Regions from separate parts of the Mus musculus genome. Here region 1 is linked to region 2. Evidence: chromatin loops called from intact Hi-C (ENCODE). Cell type or tissue: heart. All regions are shown on one strand.

Region 1 (5,000 bases), 240 kb before region 2:
TTCACTGATAGGCCTAGCTTCCAACCTCACCCCATCTCCCACTTGGGCCTTCTCACCCACCATGGTCATCCAGAAGGATATTCTCTGGCTTTAGATCCCTATGGGGAGAGAAACACAGGGTCAGAGGCCTGTTTTCCAGGAAGCCAGACAGAGCCTGCCCCTGGCAGTTCAAGTGCCTACTGGGTTCAGGCATGGAGCAAGGTGAACGAGCCCTGCTCTCCCCGGGCAGCAACCAGGACCTCAGGAACTTTCTAGAGTAGTAAGAACTGAGGACTGCAACCCAGTGGGGGAGCACCTGGGGAGAGGGGTCCCTGGAAGTCATCCTTGGACTTGTTCACCTGTGCTCCCTTCCCCCAGGGGCCAACTCTACCTTCTCTGTCACATGAGGCTAGCCTTCCATCCCCTCAGAGGGCCACTGGGAGGCTCTAATAGACGCTCCATCCATAATCATAAGTAGGGCTCGCTACTACTGAGCCCGCCTGCAAGGCAGGAAGTGGAGTCTCCCAGAAACAGAACTTGTTTTGGAAGCAGGGAGCGGACTAGCTTAAGGTCACACAGAGAGGCGTGTCAAAATCAGAATTCACACATTGGCCAGCAGGCTGGATTCCCAAACCTAGGTCTGAAGCGCTCAAATCTATCGAACACGAGGGGGTTTGTGTGGAGCCGGTGTTGGCTTGTGGTTAGAGAAACCTCCAGCACACAATACTTCCACTGCCCAGCCTGACAGGCAGCCAGAGCTGCCACTCTCAAACCTAACTGCTGTCGCTGTCCAGGAAGGACCAAGACCTGGAACAGCCAGCCGCCCGAGCCCCGCCCTACCTGTACACAATGCGTTCCCGGTGCAGGTCTTCCAGGCCACAGCAGATCTCAGCAGCATAGAAGACAGCACGTGCTTCAGGAAAGCCAGCCTGGCCCATGTGGTAGATGTGGAACTTTAGGTCACCTCCATTCATCAATGTCAGCACCAGGCACAGTGCATCCTTGGTCTCATAGGCGTAGGCTAAGCTCACCTGTGCTCGGGAGACCCACACCCTCAGCCAGGAACCTGTTCGCACGCATGCTCACTCTCCTAAATGCTAATGGCAGCCACCATCTTCTGTGTGCCACTCCTTAGGACCCAGCAGGCTTCCTGAGCCTGGAATAGCACTCCTACCCCACCCTTCTTGGGTACTGTCCAGGGCAGGAAGGGAGGGGGCAGAGGGCAGTCCCTTTGGCAATAGGGAGGGAATTTAGCCTGGTGGGTGGGGAATGTAGCAGGTGGTGTGGCCCAGGGGAAGGGAGAGGGCTCCTTGTGTACTTACTACAAACCTACTGTTCACTTTCTCCAAGATCTGTTTCTCGTTGAGAGCCATGGCCTCCCCCTTTCGCTTCTTTATCCGCTTCTTTTCCAGTTTCTTGCATGCGTACATCTTGCCTGTTGCCCGCACCTGGCAGGCACATACCTGTAACCAGGCAGACAGGGATGGATGGGGGCCAGCCATGCTCTTGCTGAAGGTGGGAGGGCCCGGGCCTACAAGTACCCAATCTACTATACTCTGCAAAGACCTGGGTGGCCACTTACCTCCCCAAAGCCACCTTTGCCCAGGACTCGGTACTGCCTGAAGGTGTTTTTGGTCACTGGTTGCCTATAGGCGAGAGTAAAAAAACAAACATTTACACAGGCAGGGCTTGCCATGAGAGCCCACAATCTGACCTACCACAGGCCAGCTTGGGAGGCGTTCACCTTTCCAGCCACTTCCACTGCAGAAAACGGTTGAAGTAGATGCTGTCGAGGTAGTCGGCAAAAGGGGCCGTGCTCAGGTACTCGTGGGTCAGCCTGTTGAGAGAGGATCAGTCTGTAGGCGAGCCTCTAACAAGGCCAATTCTCAGCCTGAAGGCACAGGCCTCCCACTACATGCCGGTCAGACACAAAGCAACATCCTTTTCCTTCGGCAAGCTTCTCACTGAGGCCCTGAGCAGGAGGGTGCATGCACTCTACACTGAAGCAGGGATGGGAGGCAACTGCTAAACTCCAACAACGCGGACAGGAAGAGGAGCTGAGCTTGTCACAGACTTCAGAGCCCACAGAAGCCCCCTTCCCTGGAACAATTCCAGACCAGGAGGTATGGAGCCTTACCGGGTCAGCTCCTGGAAGAGGTCTTTGCAGGGTCCCTGCTCTAGCCGCTGGGCACAGTTACTCACCAGCTGCCGTGGAACTTCAGGGATGAGGTCAGGACCCTAGGGACATGCCACAGACACCTAATGCAAGAGGGCTCCCTTGGACAACTGCCTACTCCCGGGGCAGCACAGGCAGATGTCTGTGGGTGCCGAGAGCGGCTATGGGTAGCAAGTGCACACTAGCTGCCAGTTTGTTCAACTCCCTTTCTGCCGGCCCTTAAGGCAGGGTGAGCCAGCCCCTGGCAGGCTGCCTGACCCAAGCTCAGCCCAACCCTTGGGCTCCATGCCCTTGGGGCTGCCTGGAACAGCTCCCGGGCACTCAGTGCCCAGGCTGTGGTCACTCCTGTGCTGTTGTCACTGGGCCCTGCCTGCTGCTGTCATCTCCCTGTCACCGCTCACTCACCGTGTGGCTCAGAAAGTTCTGCATTAGTCGGCGCCCACATGCTTTCCGCTTCTCATCAGGGGTCACCTCATATTCAGACTGCAGGGTGAGAGGCAAAGAACCTGACAGATGTGGGGACGGAGTAGGGGCGGGGGGGGGGGGGGAGGAAAATGGCCAGGACCTCTGCCTGCCCTCAGTGCTGGGCTGGGCCCTGGGTGGGATACTCACCACCCCATCCAGGAAGGCAGTACACCGGGTCAGCTCAGGTCTCGTAGCACAGAACTCACGAAATAACAGGCGCCCAATGGGCTGGCGCTCACATAGGCTGTGGTAGTCACGCTCTGCAGGCCAAGAGGGGAACTGCGAGGTCACAGACCTAGAACTCACTGGCAGGGCACTCTGTTCTATATCCCCACATCTGGAATCCAATAACTTCTAGCCCCAAAAAGTGGCAGTCATTATCTCTTCAGAACCCTCCCTGCAATCTTCAGGTGGGCGCCACTGCAAGTCCAATGTAACCTGGGGGCTATGGGGCCCAGAGGGGTTGATTAATTCAACTCAGTGCCACACAGCCAGGAGTCTGGGCTCTAGACACCAGGTCTCCTTTCCCTGTTGTTTCCTGGACTTGCTTGTCACAGTTCTGGAGTTGGGTGTGGTCTGTGTGGTTGCCGCCCAGCCCAGCCCAAGTCTACACCTGTTGCCTGCCTGGCGAAAGTGCGAGAGGAAGCTGTGGCTTCCGCTGCTCTCAGCTGGGCCTCCGTCCCAAGCGCATGCAAGCCATCAGCAGAGGACGGGGCCACCTGAGGTACATACAGTTCAGACCCTCATCCACGATGCTGGAACTGGGATGAGCCCTTCTAGAAGTAACCACCATACTGCCCTAGCTTTGATGGGTACCCTCAGGTGCAAAGCTCATGAGCGCAGGACTGGTGTTCCAAACCTGACTTCCCTCCTAAGTTTCTCTCACCTCCCTCCATCCTGGCCCTCTGCCTTCGCCCATGCCCACTCTGCTGACACCAGTCTCCGTTCTCTGCCCTCTGCCATTTCAGGCCCAGGAACTGAAACTGGACTATGGCGTCTCGGTCTTCCTGGACATTCCCCCCCCCAGGCCCCCATGGCCAAGGATATGTCTGGGGATGACTCCTCATGGCTACCCCCCCCAGCTCCCCTCCCCCCAGTCTGCTCTGGGAGCCAGGCCTCACCAAGGCTGAGTCGAAGCTCCTCACACTGGCTGATATGGGGGAACTGCAGCATCTGGCGCCATTTCTTGCTCTTGCCTTTGCGATTCCCGCCACCACCTGCAAGAGCAATCAGGAACTGGGTCCCATTGAGTCCTGAGCCGCCTGCCTCGGAACCTTCCCCTAAACATGTTGTACAGAGAGGCCTTCAGGGCCCTGTTAAGTAAGGCCAAACCTGCTGCGGGAGGAACCTTGAGGCTTCTTCCAAACATTCCAGCATGCCCTTAACAAGTTCCAGGACACACATGGCCCTTGTGGGCACCCATGGTAAGAGTTCCCTGGATGAGAACCAAAATGACCAATGAGGACATCTCATCAAGAAGTTCCGCCTCATTCACTCCTAACACAGTGGGAAGTCTACAGGTTAGGAGAATAGGAGCTGGGCAGTGGTGGGGCACACCTTTAATCCCAGCACGTGGGAGGCAGACACAGGTAAATCTGAGTTCAAGGTCAGCCTGGTTGGCAGAGCAACTTCCAGGACAGCCAGGGCTACACAGAGGAATTATGTTTTGGAAAAAAAAAAAAAAAGAAGAAAAACAAAAAGAAGTAGACAAGACAAGAAGCTGGGCATGGTAGCACTTGCCATTCAAAACACAGGTGGATCTCTGAGTTTGGGGCCAGCCTGGTCTACAAGTCAGTTCTAGAACAGCCAAGGCTACATAGTGAGACCATGGTCTTTAAACAATCAATCAAGAAAGTAGACAAAGGTACCACAGTGGAGGGTATCACATAACAAGCCAAGGCACGCCAGCCAGAGATCCTGTGTCATATGGGACACATGTGAGATGCCAGAGGCAATCTGAACAACCCCTCACCCCTGTAACACCAATCACCGCACCAGAACTATCCCCTGCCCTCAGCAAGGGGGTGGCAGGAGGATGCTCCATCATCCCCCCACCCCCACCCCACTGATGCCTTCCTTATTTTATTTGGCTGAGCTGGCTGGGATGCCTTCAGAGTCTGACAGGTAGGCTAAATGTGTGCTTCAGGAGTTCCCACCCCCACCTGCGGAAGTAGTGAGAGACAGGCAAACTAGACTAGAAATTTGAAAACTAGGCACAGTCTCAAAGAACCAAGTGAACAAAAAAACCCACATTGCAGACAAACAGAGCACGTCAGAATGGGACCCACAAGTGTCTTTGGGACAGCACATGGGGACATCAGAATGACGGGAGGAACCTGGGCCGTGCAGCCTCCTGGACCTGAATCTCCAGGGTACACTT
Region 2 (5,000 bases):
GCTCGCCTTCCTGGCTGCAAACATACTGGGTTCGCAGCCGCCAGGATCGAGACCCCGAGCCACGGGCCGGGAGAGAAACCGAGGTGATCGGTCGGCGAGAGCCGAGTCAGGGTAGCAGCAGCTGCTACTACAGCTTGACAAACATGGCTGCTGCCGACGCCGCCTGCCCGGGCCGCGCTCCTTCCCGCAGCCGCGGCGGCAGCCACCTCCCGGCAGCGCTGCTGTCGGCGCTCATCAACACTCAGTAGCGAGCAAAGTTTGCTGCGGGAGGGCGGCCGCCCCCGCGCCCCCGCACCCCCAGCCAAGCTACCTGAGGGCAAGCAGAGGCCGAGGTGCGCGCGGGGCTGGGGGGGGGGGGGGGACACGGCCGGCGATGCACGGGCCGCGGCGGGAGGAAGTTCGCCGCAGCCTGGCCAGCTAGGCCCAAGGCCCGCTGGTAGTGATGGAGGAGGAGGAGGGGGAGGGCGCCGCCGCGGCTGCAGCACAGCGGGCCGCCAACCCTGCTCAGCCACCGGCCCTCCACCGAGTCCCCTCACCTCACTCACGGCCACACCACCATCTTCCCGGCCCCGCTGTCTCCTCCCTCCCTCCCTCCCTCCCTTCCCCCCCTCGCGCCCGTCGCCCACCCCTGCGCACTAGTTACCGTGCCCCGCGCCCCCTCCCGGGCCAGCTGGGGGGAGGGGGTGACCCTCATTACACCGGGGCGCGAGCGGAGCGGAGGACACCGAGAGAGGAGCCGCTCGCCTCCCCCCCTCCCCCCCCTCGTCTCTCTCCCCGGGCGAGAAGGCAGCGAACGCGACCTGCGCCCCGGCCTATTCCTCCTCCGCCGCCAACACCGCCTCCTCCTCCTCACACCCCCACCGCGCGCGCCCCCGCGGCGGCGGCGCGTGCTGAGGAGAGCGCCTCGCGCACCGGCCCGCGTGCGAGCGACCGAGGCCCCCGGGTGCGCGCGCACCCGCCCTCCTCCCTGCGCGCGCACCCCTTCCTGCGCGCGCACCCATCCCGTCCCCGTTCCCCCCCCCCCCCCGCACACACCCCCGCAGCACACACACACCCTGCGCGCGCTCCCACGCCTGCCTCACTCTTCGGGGTTCAGTGCGGGTGAAGTCGGGCGAGCGAGCGGCCGGGTCGGGCGGCCCAATCAGCGGAGCTGCTGCTGCCGCCCCCTCCCCTCCCTTCCCCCTGGGCGCTAGCTCAGGGCCCCGGGCCTACGGGTCGGCCCAGCTGCCCGGGCGGGGCCTGAGGCGGACTCCCCTGGGGGGCCTCGCGCGCCTCCCCAGAGTGTCGGGGCCTGCGGGCGTCGTGGGTGGCATGACGATCCTTTCACCTACCTCGGGGCGCCGCGCCAGCCCCTGGTTGCACACGGCTAACTGCACCCCAGTCATCCTGAACCCCAACCCCGGAGCCACCATGGTGCCTGGCTGAGGCCTGGCCCGCCGGCCTTGCTCTCAGGCCCGCGTCAGCCCCGGCCTCCATCTTAGGTTCCAGCCCGGGCTCCCCATCCACTGGGCACCTGCCCTCAGCCCCGCTGGTTTCGACCCGAGGCCGAGGCTACCCCCGTCTCGCTGTAGGGCTCACCTGGGGGGTTTGGCATGGGGGTCTTCGAGGCCCCAGGCCCCGAGCAGACGTGGCCGCAGGGGAACCCCCTTGCCCAGCCGCACCCCAAACCCACACCACCACCACCACTACAGACCAAGCTGAACAGGAAACAAAATGGAGGCAGCAGCAGCTCGGGTCTGCCTCCCCGAGCCAAGCCTCTACAGCCCTGGGACTCCCTTTCGGCCGCAGGCTCGACGCCCGCGAGGCAGGGGATTGGCTCCTCCCGGGAGCCTGGGGCAGCCGCCCTGGAGCAGCGCGTGCGGGCGGGCCGGGGACTCGGCCCTGCGGTCCCCACGGCCCCTCACCCACCACCCCTTCCCTTCCCTCTCCCTCCCCAGGCCGGGCCGTGCGGGGTGAGCGGCTCCGGGGAGCAGGGTCGGGTGACCCGCCCCGGGGTACTGGCCGCAGGACCGTGGCCTCAACCCGGGCCTGAGGCCGAGAGACCCCGCAGCCCTGAGCCCACGCCCCACACCCCGGCCTCTGGGACACAGCCTAACGGCGCGCCCGCACCTCGGCCTGTCGCCGTGCAGCCCCCGCCCAGCGAGGCCGAGCCCCCGGTCCAGACCCCGCGGGGACGAAGCTCCTCGGTCACCCTCGGGCCCAGGGGTCTTCGCTGCCCCGGGCGGGGCGAGGGGAGCTCGGGGGGAGGGGTCCACTAATCCCTGCACCGCCTCCAGCGCCTAGTGTGGGTCTGGGTCTGGGCCTGGCACGGCGGCCCCGGGGCTGCGGGCGCTGGCGGCCTTGGAGAGGTGCGGGCGCGCGGGGCCGGGGGCCGGGAGGGGCAGCGCCTCGCACCGCGGACGCTGCAGTTCTCCACACCCAGGCAGATGGCCCTCTCGAGCGCGCTTCGCCCCTGAGGCCCAGGCATCGGGACCCCTGCGCGACTGCACAGGGACGGCCGACAGGCTGGACGGGCTGGCCAAGCATGAAAGGCGCAAACCCCCGGCCTAGGAAGGCTCTGCGTTAGGAGGACGGGGTCCTGCTGGCGCGCACTTAGCACCAGGACCCCGCCGCCCTGACCTCGTAGGGCTGTAGCGCGTCCATTCCTCAAAGACAGTGGAAGGTCAGGGACTGGACCAGGCCTGGTCCAGCCACTCCAGTCCCCTGAGGCACTTCTCCCTTCCCGGACCCTGCTGCTTCCTGGGTTTGCTTCACCGCAAGAAGCTCACCTCAGGCATGACTTGGTCCCTAGAGCGTTAAGCGCATCCTTGTTGTTGAGAGAAAGCCATATTGGACGGCCCCGAGAATTCCCGCCTCTTCCAGAAAGCCTTCGGTGATTTGGAGTTCATTTTAAAGCCGAGGGCGCCGCCCTCGATGGCCACGTGACCACCATTCCTCCAGAGGCTTAGTAAATGTGCATAGTTATTGCCCCAGTAGAGTGTTTACCGAGGGCCCTCTGGTAACTAGACCCCCACCTGGGAGAACAGGCACTTTTGGCGTTCCCCTGCCAAGTATCTGTACCGGTTGGGGATCTGCAATGGTTGGGCCAAACTCCATCCTTCCCTGCCCTTCACCTCGTGACTGTGTCCAGCAAGCAGCGGCTTAGGATGCTTCCAGCTGCTTGCTGTCCAAGACCCACAGTCCATTAAAGGAGGCTCAGAGCTAAGCCTTCAGCATACCATCAGTAATGCTGGAGCCCTGGCCCTGCCAAGAGGGCAAGTGGGTTTCCTGAGAGAAGGTGCCCGGCGGAAGCAAGAGTGAAGAGGCTACTGTGACCTCAGGTCCCTCGGGTTAGTTTAAAGGAGTTTCCAGATGCAAAGTTGACTGGCATCTTTCCCTGCGCTAAAACTAGCCGGAAAAAAACTGGGGCCCTCTCCCATGGAGACCCGGTCTTTTGTTCTACGAAGGAATAACTCCTGCTAACACCTTCGGGCAATTCAATAGGAAAGCTCTCACTGGATCCTTTTTCACAAGTAATCATTTGAGCCTGTCATTTCTAACTGGCAGTTACCCCAATGCTAATCACTCCACAGCCCTTCCCAGTGCCTAGCCATTTTGAGGTACTTGGAACTGCCACTGGAGGGCCTTGAAGAAGTTATCTTTCAGTCCCAAACCTCTGTTTCCTCATCTGTGGCCTCCAAGACACAGGCATCTGGGAGGATCCTGAAACAGGCTAACACTCTGTCCTTAACAATTACAGACATATTTGACAAATACTGAAATGTAACTCATTGCTTCCTTCAGCAACCGTTTCCTGCAGTCTAGGCAATGCACCAGGCTCTGGGGAAGCAAAATGGGAGCTAGTGTGCCAGGCAACCTGTGGCCTCAGGGAAAAAAGGGTACCGAGAGAGACTAGCTGATGTAAGCACATTACTGCTCTGCAGGACCCTCTCCTTAACCTCCTACCTCCCCCTCACCCCCATTCAGGATGACCTAGTTACTGACAGAAACAAGACTGAGACCCCAGGGAAATATCAGACTTCCCTAGGTAACCCCTGGGGGTCCTCCCTTCCTCCTACTATAAAACTGTCTACCACAGTGACACAACCAGAGTGCTTATGGAGCTGAGCTTCTATATTCAGAAGGATACTGAATCCTCAAGTGAGACGGGGCTGCTTTCCTGTAGGATTGGGTTCTGGGGTGTAGACCTAGCTCTTCTCTACTGATTATAACTCAAGAATCTCTTCTGGGCCTGCACACCTCACCTGCAGACATATGAGAACAAATCCTTGTTGAGCGGGTATCATGCATTAGACACCACTGAGCGCTTGACACACGTCTGTTCCTTTAACCCTTTACTAGTCTGCAAAGAATTAAGGACTAGGTCAAGCCCTTTGTGCACATTCTCAGGACTATTACTTTCACAGGTGGGGTGGGCAACATCCTTGTGTGAGCCGACACACCCAACAGATGCCATGAAATGCTGGGCCTGTCAGACACACAGGTGTGTGGGGATGTAACTGTCAGGCAAAGACCTCAGCCCCCATTTCTTCCTCTATAATCTATGGATCTTTTATCAGGTACCCTGATGCAAGGTACCTGCACGGATTCTTGGCCATAGAGCAGCCTCTTTCAGAACTGTTCCCTTCTGATTTGTTAGCTCAGCAAATACTTGTTGAGGATGCTAAGAGCCTTGGGGGGTGAGGTGGGGGCAGACGTGCTAGGAGAACACCCAGAAGATCTAGAAAGGACAGATTCTGAAGAATATAAAGGAGTCGTCAGGGAGGGAGGACACAGGTAGCAATTCCAGCAGAAGAGCCCAGAGAAACACCAGACTGGAGGAGCCGACCACAGTTGAGCATGACCATGATCTAGAACATGGGACCCAAGGCTGGGAGTACAAGAAGAGGCTGAAATGAAGACAGGAAAACTCACAGAGGCCTGATCATGCAGGGCCTTGGAAGGAAGGAACTAGGGTGCCGTGGAAGGATGATGATGGGATTTTGCCTTTACAGTAAAAA

The links. Peaks named below come from ENCODE experiments on the same cell type or tissue, not always from the same donor. Only the 100,000 strongest peaks of a DNase experiment are listed, where the experiment ranks them.
Region 1: a loop joins it to region 2, with 2.1 times the contacts of the local background. A loop is called at or near these places in 1 of 42 quality-filtered maps.

What each region holds. Positions count from the first base shown.
Region 1 is chr13:55,448,145-55,453,144 of GRCm38, reverse strand. It overlaps Grk6 (G protein-coupled receptor kinase 6), which reads right to left. Exons shown (of 16, transcript NM_001112711.2): 2 at 3,742-3,837; 3 at 2,768-2,880; 4 at 2,561-2,638; 5 at 2,117-2,217; 6 at 1,724-1,816; 7 at 1,562-1,625; 8 at 1,302-1,442; 9 at 820-1,010; 10 at 61-98. Mir6943 (microRNA 6943) reads right to left here and starts at 39; the gene lies at 1-39. In heart, a CTCF peak has its summit at 2,881; DNase peaks (open chromatin) are centred at 1,074, 1,484, 2,584 and 3,254.
Region 2 is chr13:55,207,644-55,212,643 of GRCm38, reverse strand. It overlaps Nsd1 (nuclear receptor-binding SET-domain protein 1), which reads right to left and starts at 2,862. Exons shown (of 23, transcript NM_008739.3): 1 at 2,769-2,862. In heart, CTCF peaks have their summits at 2,444 and 3,614; DNase peaks (open chromatin) are centred at 13, 153, 1,013, 2,263 and 1 weaker place; H3K4me3 peaks cover 3,092 bases; H3K27ac peaks cover 3,180 bases.